Linked DNA regions of Mus musculus: region 2 is linked to region 1. Evidence: chromatin loops called from intact Hi-C (ENCODE). Cell type or tissue: left cerebral cortex. All regions are shown on one strand. Each heading gives the region's core, and the rest is flanking DNA. Links, peaks and the distances in the headings are about the cores only. Region 1 holds the start of Elavl1 (ELAV (embryonic lethal, abnormal vision)-like 1 (Hu antigen R)). Region 2 overlaps Cd209g (CD209g antigen).

The links. A loop is a pair of places that touch in the nucleus more often than their neighbours do. Peaks named below come from ENCODE experiments on the same cell type or tissue, not always from the same donor. Only the 100,000 strongest peaks of a DNase experiment are listed, where the experiment ranks them.
Region 2: it touches region 1 in a loop (2.9-fold over the local background); 3 of 42 quality-filtered maps call a loop at or near these places.

The regions. Positions count from the first base shown.
Region 1 is chr8:4,320,480-4,325,854 of GRCm38, reverse strand. Elavl1 (ELAV (embryonic lethal, abnormal vision)-like 1 (Hu antigen R)) reads left to right here and starts at 755. Exons shown (of 6, transcript NM_010485.3): 1 at 755-969. It also overlaps a transcript of Ccl25 not described here. In left cerebral cortex, for the core only: a CTCF peak has its summit at 3,180 (motif pointing right); DNase peaks (open chromatin) are centred at 1,019, 1,803, 3,179, 4,649 and 1 more place; H3K4me3 peaks cover 2,553 bases; H3K27ac peaks cover 1,228 bases.
Region 2 is chr8:4,137,438-4,142,812 of GRCm38, reverse strand. It overlaps Cd209g (CD209g antigen), which reads right to left. Exons shown (of 8, transcript NM_027343.3): 8 at 5,106-5,375. Among named protein-coding and RNA genes, the nearest start is that of Cd209g, 5.4 kb to the right of the region's middle. In left cerebral cortex, for the core only: CTCF peaks have their summits at 881 (motif pointing right) and 2,573 (motif pointing left); a DNase peak (open chromatin) is centred at 2,572.

The DNA of each region.
Region 1 (5,375 bases), core at 86-5,085:
GTAGGCATTTTAAATTTCGAAGGAAGTGGGGCTGGAAAGATGGCTCAGCAATTAAGATCACTGGCTGCTTTTACAGAAGACATGGGTTCAGTAGTCGGCTCCCAAACGCAGTTAACAATAGTCCCCCGGAGGATCCGACCTTCTCTCTGACTCCCATCTGCACTACACGCATATGGTGCACAGGGTTAACATACATGCAGGCTGAACACCCATGCATACACACTAAGAAAAATCTTAAAACCAAGAAATTTTAACTTTAGATTCCCAGAGGCTGACCATGCTGACCACATCCTTTAACCCGCTTCACCAGATAACAAAACTGAGGCCCGGCTCAGTGACGTCAGCCGGTGCTCAACTGCAGGCAGACCGGAAATGTCCGGGCCGGGATTCGAATCGGGGATCCTGTCCTCCTAGCGAGGGCTCCCGATGACCAACTTGCTTTCTCTGGACGTAAGCGGCTGCACAGCCCGCATTGTGAGGATCACACGACGTGCGTTCTATAAAGAGCGCCACTCTTTGGCCTCGACGTCCAGACGGCGTCCACTGCGGGCCAGGCTCCAACTCACCCTCTCCGCGGCCATCGCCAGCCACTTCGCGACTCCACTGGGCGCCTTGGTCCACCGCGGACGACGCCGACAGGAAGTCCCGCCTACGCCGCGCGCACCCGCGTACCGCGACAGCCATGCCAACCAATGAGCGTCGCTTCTTCAAAGACACTGACCAATAGCAGAGCGCGCTGAGCAGGGGGCGTGTCTGGGCCGCGGGGCCGGGGAGCGGGTCGTGCGCGCTGAGGAGGAGCCGCAGCCGTCGCCGTCGCCGTCGCCGTCGCCGTCGCCGTCGCCGCTACCGCTACCGCTACCGCTCTGCCGCCGCCGCCGCCGCCGCCACCGCTGCCGAGGCCGTGCGGAGCCGTTATCGCCGCGCCGCCCGCCCCGGAGCAGAGTCCCGGGCCTTCCCGCCCGTGTTCAGGTGAGGCCGGAGGCTTCGGCGACTTCCGAAAGAGTAGGCCGCGCTAGGGCCTGAGCTCGCCTAGCCCCACGGGCGTCCGCCGGGCCTGCACCGGCCGAAGGCCCCAGGCCGCGGTAGGCCTGGGTATGGAGACGCGCGTGTGGGCCGCGGCTGGGCGAATGGGAACCGACTCTGTTTGATTCAGGTTGGCGACAAGCCTCCGCCGGGCCAGATTCCTCTGGGCTCCCGCGAGAGAGGCGGGAGAAGGACACAGCGTGGGCACGCGCTTTGGGGGGCCGGGCTCCGAGGCTTGGGGGGCCCCGGATAGTTGATCTCGGAGGCCCGGTGATCCGGGGGTGGAAGAGTGGAGCGAGGACCTTGGGCGCCAGAGGTCATGGCCCACAGACTTGCTCCCTCGGGAAATCCCATAGATTTCTTTTGTGGACGATTTTCTGGACACACCGCGACGAATCATGAGGTCCTTTTAGAAGTGTGCAAACCTTTCGTCTGTGTGTAGAAGTCTAGAAGAGAAAGGGGAAATTTTTTCTTTGATCGCCATCTCTAACAAAGCTGTTTTAGGGACGTTTTCATTTGTAAAATAACGTGTAAATATTAAAAAGGCAATTGCACGCTGTTGAACAATGGGTAGTGATGATGGATCTTCCCTTTCTCTTGTCTTCTGCTGCTAAAGCATGCCAAAATGGGTTTGACGCCTACTATGTGGAGAGCAGGTGGAGAACTTTTTTGCACTAGACAGAGCTTCCATTATCGGAAGTGTCCATGTGGGACACCGCTGGCCAGAGCTCTAGAAGAGGCAAGATCGGATGTTAAAGCTTTCTTAACCTCCTTGTTACAGGCAGTTAGAGTCAGATAATGGTTGGTTGGGAGGGCCTGGCTGCCCTATGCATTGCAGAAAGTTGGATAGCATGCCTGGCTTCTTCTGCCTACTGAGTATTAGCATCTCTGCCTCCTACTTCTTCCAGTTGTGAGTACCAAAAACACATTGAGGCGTTGCTAGGGTTCTTTCTCTCGTTTTTTTCCCTCCACCAAAACACATACACAGAGAGGTGAGAAATCTTTAAGCAGTCTTCCTGGAAAAGTTCTTCCAGCCCTATCCGATGATCTGGGTGAAGCACCTAAGATCTTGAATAAGCCGTATTGAAATGCCTGTGAAATAGCATGGGGAAAGTATTGTGCAGATGTAAAGATGTGAGGAAACCCCCAGTACACATGGAATATGCAGTTAAAATAATCACCAGAATCTTTCAACAATGGACCATGTGTTCATACTTCACGGGCATGTCCCCAGCCCCTAAGGTAGATGTTACAGTATCCATTTTAGAGAAGAAAGTGAAACAGGATAATCTCTTGCACTGTAGTGGCCAATGCAGGGTTTGAAAGCAAGTCCTAGATACCGCCAACATATTGAATACTGGTGTATGCAAAACTGTTGAGGTCTGGTTTTGAAAATGGTGTGAGGCTGGAGAGGCGGCTCAGTGAACAGGAGCACTTGTTACTCTTGCAGAGGACCTGTGTTCAGTTCCTCGCACCTACATGATGGCTCACAGCCATCCATAACTCCAGTTCCAAAGGATCCCATTCCCTCTTCTGACTTTGCAGAACATCAAGCATACATGTGGTTCCCATACAAACAAAACACACATAAATCTAAAAATATTTTCTTAATGCTGTGACTTCAAGGAGTGTGAAGAAGCTGAGAGAAATAGGAAATGTTTCTGTTGAAGTGCTGGTTTGAGGGAAACAACTTCAGTTTGGCTGTGTTCAGGGATAGGTCCCTGGGCAGCAGTAGAAAGGGAGAGACTGAAGAACATACCCATTCCTGTGCTTACGCAGTGGCTTCTCACACCGCTTCTCTCCGTCCTTTGCACACCAGCAGGAGTTGACTTTTCGAAGATGCAGATCTATGTTTCTCCTGATTAAAAGAAGTCTTGGGGCATGAAAAGAAAAATTATGCTGGGCTGTTCAAATGGTTCTAAACATTAAAATCAGAAGCCCTTAGTTTGGGATGTCCCACTATGCGCTTTTCTGACCTTTCTGCTCTTTTCCTGGAAAGCTGTGTGGACCAGCTCAGAGCACAAACACCATTTGAAGCTGCCCCCAAATGCCAAGGCTTTTCCACTTCCTCCAGAATGATTGGTGTTCCCATCACCTTCAGTGTGTTCAAGCTGGTTAAATGCAGAATGGTGAGTGAGATGCAGTGCCGGCCTTTTGCCCCTAGGTGGCAGTAGTTCTATGGAGAAAGACCAACAAGAGGGAAGTAAGCCTTTTGTCCCCTTCCCCAAAGTTGTATTTCAGCCCAGAGGATCAGCTCTGGAGAGGCCATGGTGTATATGAACTATGTTTAGATGGTTTAGCCTGGCTGGTGAGCAGTAATGCACCAGGTGATGTGGAAGCACAGGAAAAGGAACTGTTATTCAAGCCCAGGAGACCCCAAAATGTTCCCTGAGTTGTTGAGGCAGGAGGACCTAGTGGAAATAGCTAGGTAAAAGATGAGTGGGAAAGACTCTTCAAGAACTTGGTGAGTGGAGTAGGTGGAGCTATTAACTCTGGAAAACATACGGGGTATGGAACTTTTGGAAACGTAGAAGGAAGTGAGTAGCAGGTCTGTTGGGAAGAAACCTCAGATATTATGAGGGCCCACTCCAGACTTATGATCATTGACAGAGGGAGTCACATTTGCAAAGGATGCGCTGACTGGCAGGCATAAAACCAGTTAGGATGTGACTGTGTTCCTTCAAGTTAGAAAAACTGCTAATATGACACAGAACAGAAGCTTAGAAACAAGGAAACACTGAAACACACTTAAGGAATTTGGACATGTGGAAGAACAACGATGGCCAACCCTGCCTAGTGTTTGAGTGCTGCAAAGATGAGTGGCCACAGAGAACTTGAGAAGAAAGGCAAAGCAGTTTAATGTATGCCTGGAGACAAGAAAACACATGGCTGAAACAGAATGGAGGAAAGAGGATGGTAGTAGACTTTCCATGTCCACACATGTCCAGTACCAACAGTGGATGTTCACTGCATGCTCAGTAATGTATACCTACCTTCCCATTCTCCATCACTGGGGAGAAATGACCTCTTCAAGATTTTGGATTTAGCTCAGGTGGTATAGTCCTTGCCTCTCATACATGAAATTTTAGTTTTTATACCCAGTACCCTATAAACCAGAAATAGTTTCTCGTCCCTGTAATCCCCAGTACTCAGAAGTTAGGGGCAGATATTGCCATCTATGGGATTTAAGGCTAGTCTGGGCTGCACTGAAACCCTGTCTCAAAAAGAAAGTCAACTTGGTTTGAGAAGAAGCCTCAATGTATGAGACAAAATATAAAAAACGAAGGTTTGTTTTTATATAAAGTATACTGAATGGAATGATTATTGATTACTGAGAATTTGTTATTCGAGCAGATTTCAATCAAAGAGGAACAGGGAAGGCTATCTAGGATCAACAAATGGGCAGAATAAGAGAAAAGGAAGGCACCAAGAAGCTTCCAGGCCTGAGTGGGCCAGTTAAGCCAGACCAAGAGGACTAGGGAGGATAAATGTGGAGATAAAAGTAGAACGTGGTTAAACAGAGCTGCTGAGGTTGGAATTGCTTCTGTTTTGTGTTCCCAGTGCCTGGCACATGGTTGGCATTCCACCCATGCCTGGAGAAGAAAGTTAGTGTGGAATTCAAAAGTGACTGGATGCAATTACGCATCAAAGAAACCTTTATGCCAGAAGAAGGATTGACAGGAGACAATAGTGCACAGCAACCAATGTCAAGGCTGATGTCACCATGAACAGAGAAGCCTGGAGACATTTGGAGGAAAAGGTTAAGTTGGCTTCTTTACAGACATGTTTAGAAGTTGGGCTAGGTAAGAGGGGACAGGGACCTGATTGAGAAAGAAGGTCAAGAGGAGGGAGAGGCAGAACTTGTAGCTGGATTAGATAGAGGAAATAGAGATTACTTGGAGGACAAGTATGTAGTGCCTCCACAGAAAGTAATTCAAGGTGATGGAAAGGTTTGGAGAAGAGTAAGGTCAGGAGACAGGTTAGGGAACCACACACACCTTAGATTTAGGAGTAAGGGTATCCACATTTTTTATGTATTGTATAGCAGTTGGTAATGTCCACAGTGAGAACATGAAATGATTTACCCTCACTGCCTTTCAGGATTCGCTTTGGAAGTGAGGTAGAGCCCATGGGTTTTCATGCCCTACTGTGTTCCTGAGCTCTCTCTGCAAGAGCTTCACCAGCTCTAGGTTGCTGGCACTTTCAACAGGACCCTAGAGCTGGCTAAGTTCCTAGGCCTGTAGAGCTCTTGGACTGGGCAGGCCACTCTCTGCACCTGACTCACTGTGAACTTACTTGCTGGAGCTACCCCAGGCAAGTGGTCTTCCTTTTCTTGGCTGTGGACAGGGGCC
Region 2 (5,375 bases), core at 222-5,221, 180 kb after region 1:
GGGATCAGAGGGCAATTTGTAGATATGAGTTCCCTTCCTCCATCATGTGTTTACAAGGATCAAGCTCAAGTCTTCACTCCCCTTACCTGCGGAGCGGACTCATCAGCCTCTAGTTGTGCTCACAGAATTTTCTACAAATAGTTTGGGATGCTCACATCTGGCTTTTTGGACCCTGGCTGATATGATGGTTAATTTTCATTGTCAACTTAATTTGTGATCACCTAGAAGACAAGTCTGGTAGTGTCTTTATATTTACTAGTCAGGGTTCTCAATAGAATAAATCTCTCTCTGAAACTATATATATTAACATATATATAATTGTTATATATTAATAGCTATGTGTGATCCAGCTAATCCAACAATTGCTGTCGATGAATAGAAAGTTCAGAATCCAGTAGTTGCTTAGTGTACAAGGCTGAATGTCTCAGCTGGTCTTTTGTAGACATTGGAACCTCAAAGGAGTAGGTTTTAATGCCAGTGACGACTTGCTAGCAAGGCAAGGAGCAAGCAGACAAAGAGCAAAAGCTTCTTTCCACGTCCTTACATAGGCTTCCAGCAGAAGATGTGCCCCAGATTAAAGATGTGTCTTCCTGTCTCAAGATACATATGAAAGGCATGTGATCAAAACCTCAAAAGATTCACACTAGGAATGGATTTACCCGCTTCAAACCAAGCAAAACTCTCACAGTGTGCTCTCCATTTCTGGAGTTCATCCCGATGCAGTCAAGTTGGCAATCAAGAATAGCCATCAGAGTGTCTGAGAGTGATTTCAGAGAAGCTTAATTTTTTTTTTTTTTTTTTTTGCAGGGGAGGCCCATTTTTTAAAAAAAGATTTATTTATTTATTATATATAAGTGCACTATAGATGTCTTTAGACACCAGTAGAGGGCGCCAGATCTCATTACAGATGGTTATGAGCCATCATGTGGTTGCTGGGATTTGAACTCAGAACCTTCAGAAGAGCAGTCAGTGCTCTTAACTGCTGAGCCATCTCTCCAGTTCCAGGAAGGGCCATTCTTAAGGTGGGTGGCACCATCTGAAGGGCTGTACTCTAATCCTGAATTTAAAAAAACGCAAGAAAATGTGTTCAATTCTGCCTGCTTCCTAAGTGCAAATGCAATGTGAGCAGACATTCTGGGCACCGCAGTGGGTTTTACCCTCAAGTGAAGAACCACAATGAACATTTCCTTTGCTTTTGTCAGGTGATGACTACAGCACGGAGGAAGATAGCACAGTGGGCGGGTGTCTTAGGGCTCCACCACTGTGATAAAACAGCGCTGCCAAGAGCAACTCAGGGAAGAAAGTTTATTTCATCTACACATCTATCTCACAGTCTCTCCTCAAAGAAAGTCAGGGTAGGAACTCAAGGCATAACTGAAGCGGAAGCCATGGAAGAACATTGTCTCCTGGGTTACCCAGTCTGCTTTCTTATACACTCCAGGCCCATCTTCCCAGCAGCAGCACCAATCACTGAGTAAGAAAATACCCTACAGGCTTGCCTATAGGCCAGTCTTGTGGAGGGATTTTCTTTCTTTTTTTCATTCATTAATTAATTAGTTAATTAATATCCTGATCACAGTTTCCCCTGCGTCCTCTCCTCCCAGTCCTTCTCTTTCTCATCTCCTCCCCAGACATCCTTCCTTTCCCCTCAGAGAAAGGGAGCCATGTAGACATTTTCTAATCAGGGTTCTTTCTTCTCAGATAACCCTAGCTTGTTCAAGTTGATAAAAATACCAATCAGGGCAATGGAACCTTTGTCAAATTGTCACATAAACAGAGTCATTGCTAAACCATAACATTATCTTTCTTGTTTATCCTCAAGATCTCATGTCAATATTAATGCCATAACACAAAATAGTTCAACTTTTAAAATCCCAGGTTCCTTCCTTCCTTCCTTCCTTCCTTCCTTCCTTCCTTCCTTCCTTCCTTCCTTCCTTCCTTCCTTCCTTCCTCCCTCCCTCCCTCCCTCCCTCCCTCCCTCCCCCCCCCCCTCTCTCTCTCTTTCTTTCTTTCTATTCAAGCACTTTGGAAATTCAGCCTCTTGCCTGGATGGTGGTGGTGGTAGTGGTGGTGGCCTACGCCTTTAATCCCAGTACTCAGGAGGAAGAGGCAGGTGGATAACTGAGTTCGGGGCCAGTTTAGTCTTCAGAGTGAGTTTCAGGACAGTCATGGCTACCTTGCCTTGAAAAACAGAAGAAAACAAAAAATTCCAGTCTCTTTAAGACATCCAAAGTCTCTTTCAAAATTCAAGGCCTCTCTAACACTTCAAAGTCTCTTTAAAAATCGCTGTTTGCCTCAAATATTCAAGGACTCTAAAGTCGCAGTTTTCCTAAGCTGTATCCAAGGCTTTGTAACTGTAGGCTTCTGTATACTAAAAAAAATTAAATTCTTTGAACTCCACACGAAGCAGTAGCCAGCGAGGTGGGAGGTACATCATCAGGCAATGCAGAGAGGGTTCCTGATCAAGGAGCTGATTTTCCCTGGGACAGGCTCTCTCTTTGGTCCTGAGGTCAGCGAGTGAAGCAAGGTAACCGTGAAGGCAGAGGCAGAAAAGCAAACAGAGCAACGCTTTCCGTGATGTCTGGCGCCACCCAGAGGACTGAGGGGGAATTTCCCTCTAAGAGTCTAAAAGCTCCCTGAGCGCTCGCTTTCTCTCTCTCTCTCTCTCTCTCTCTCTCTCTCTCTCTCTCTCTCTCTCTCTCTCTCTCTCTCTCTCTCTCTCTCTCTCTCTCTCTCTCTCTCTCTCTCTCATTTTCTTCCCTTCCTTCTTTCTCTCTTTCTTTTTCTTCCTTTCTCTCTCTTTTTCAATAATTTTTTATTCACTTGAAATCCTGATCACAGCCCCCCTCCTTCCTCTTCTCCAAGTCCCATCCTAACAAGTCCCTCCTGCCACTTTTCCCTCCCTTTCTCCTCAGAGAATGGGAGCCCCTCCCCCTTGGGTACTGTCCCACCCTGGGACATCTAGTCCCAGTCGGACTAGGCCTAGCCAGATAGTCCAGGTAGGGTGAAGGGGATCCAATGGCAGGGAACAGAGACCAAGATAACCTGTGTTTTGCTTGATAGGGGACCTACATGAAGACCAAGCTGCACACTTGCTACAGTGTGTAGGGCATCTAGGTCCAGCTCCTGCATGCTCCCTGGTCCAGTCTCTGTGAGCCCCCATGGTCCCAGGTTAGTTGACTCTGTAATTCCTCTTGTAGTGTCCTTGACTCGTCAGGCTTGCTCAAATCTATCCTCCACTCTTGCATCTTCCCAAGCTCTGCCTGATGCTTGGCTGTGGCCTCTGCATGTGCCGCCATCCACTGCTGGATGAAGCCTCTCAGGAGACAGTTATGCTAGGGTCCTGTCTGCAAGCAGAGCATCATTAAGTATCAGTAGTTGGTTCTTTCACAGGGGATGGGTCTCAAGTTGGGGCAGTCATTGGTTGGCTGTTCCCTCAATCTGTGCTCCATCTTTACTCCTGCACAACTTGTGTAGGACACATTTTGAGCTGGAGGTGTTATGGGTGGATTGACACCCCCTCCCTCCTCTGGAAGTCCTGTCTGGCACAGGAGATGGCCACTTTAGTCTCTATATCCAGCTATATCACTCCTGGGCATATACCCAGAAGATGTTCTACTACACCACAGGGACATTTGCTCAACTATGTTCACAGTAGCTTTATTCATAATAGCCAGGAACTGGAAACAACCTAGAAATCCCTCACCTGAAGAATGGATAAAGAAAATGTGGTGTATTTACACAATGCAATAGTATTCAGCTATATAGTAAGGCATCATGAATTTTGCAGGCAAATGGATGGAACTTGAGAATTTCATCCCAAGTGAGGTAACCCAGAGCAAGAAAGAACACTTATAAGTTGCTATTAGCCATAAAGTACAGGACAATCATGCTATAATCCACAGACCCAAAGCAACTGCATAATAAGAAGGTCCCAAGGGAGAGTGCACAGATCTCACTCAGAAGGGGAAACTAACTAGTTATTTGATGGATAGAGAGAGGGACCTATGAGTGTGTGGGAGAGGGGAATGGGGATGGTGATCAGGCATGGGGAGAAGGTGGGCAGGAGAGGGCTGGGAGTGAAATGGAAATCGGTGGAGGGGGACGAGGGGGCATCTCTGGTGACAGGCCACAGGCCTGGTAGTGGGGATGATACGGGGAGTCTATTGGGACCCCAGCTGAGGTTCCTTAGGTTTCAGATACTAGGGGAGGCTGAGCCTTTGGCATCACCAGGAAAAGGGCCTTCCTGGCTGGGAGACAGTGGGCTTGGAGACAGCGTCCCTGAGGGAGAGATGCTGGGAGGGGCTCTTTATCCTTTGCCCGGCCTTAGGTGCCAGGAGAAACAGGCTCACGGTAAGGGGAGCACCAGGTGACACTGGCTTGCTCCTTGAGGACATGGAACCTATTGGGGAGGTGGAAGAAGCACATGACACCAGGCAGAAGGTCGAGCCAAGACAAAGGGGGGGGGCAGGAAGCATGGTCTGGGTTTCTGCAGCCTGTGGCTGAAAGCACCTTGAAGTTTGGGTGGCTCTTTGTAGCCTTGGGGAGCCCAGAGGGCTGGTCATTCCTCCACTAGTTCCATGGAAGTTTGTTTTGAGAGCAAAGGATGTGCTAAGCTCTAGAACCACCAGATGATGACTGTGGCATTTTATTTGAATGCTAGGTACAGAAACCTGGAAGAAATGCTTGGGGGTCTGTGAATAAAAGAATGAATGAACTAATGAATGAAGAGAGAAATAGAGGCATGTGGAGATGGGAGAGACAGACAGACAAAGAGAGAGAATGTGAAAACATGAATGTGAATGAGAATGCACCCAGTGGGTGTTCAGGTACCAAATCAGTGTTTTTAAAAATATTCACCCAGGTGTAGTGCTGCATGCCTTTAATTCCAGCACTCAAGAGGCAGAAGCAGGCAGGTCTCTGTGAGTTCAAGGCCTGCCAGGAACACATAGTGAGACTCAAACAAACCATAAAACAAATTGCTCACAACCCAAAGATGTTGTAGACACTAATATACTAGCTAACATGAAACATTCCAAAGTTTTACCAATGAAGACAGAGTCAGAAATAGAGAATCCACTAAATACAACACATCAAACCATGTATACACTTAATAGTTTATTATTTTATTTGGGTGCTGGGGATGGGACTCAGAGAGCCACCCATGCTAGGCAAACTGGGGTGTATCATTGAGCTATACCCCAGCCCCAAGCGGGTGTGACTCTACTGAGGGGATTTGTGGAACTGAAATCACCCACAGAGGAAGAGGGAAGCGCTGCAGGGTAGGGTGCCTCAGGGACTCTCTCAGGATCTCAGAGGTCTCAGAACAGGGGCACTGGGATGAACAAGGCAGCTGGAACGGGAGCAGAGTGCCC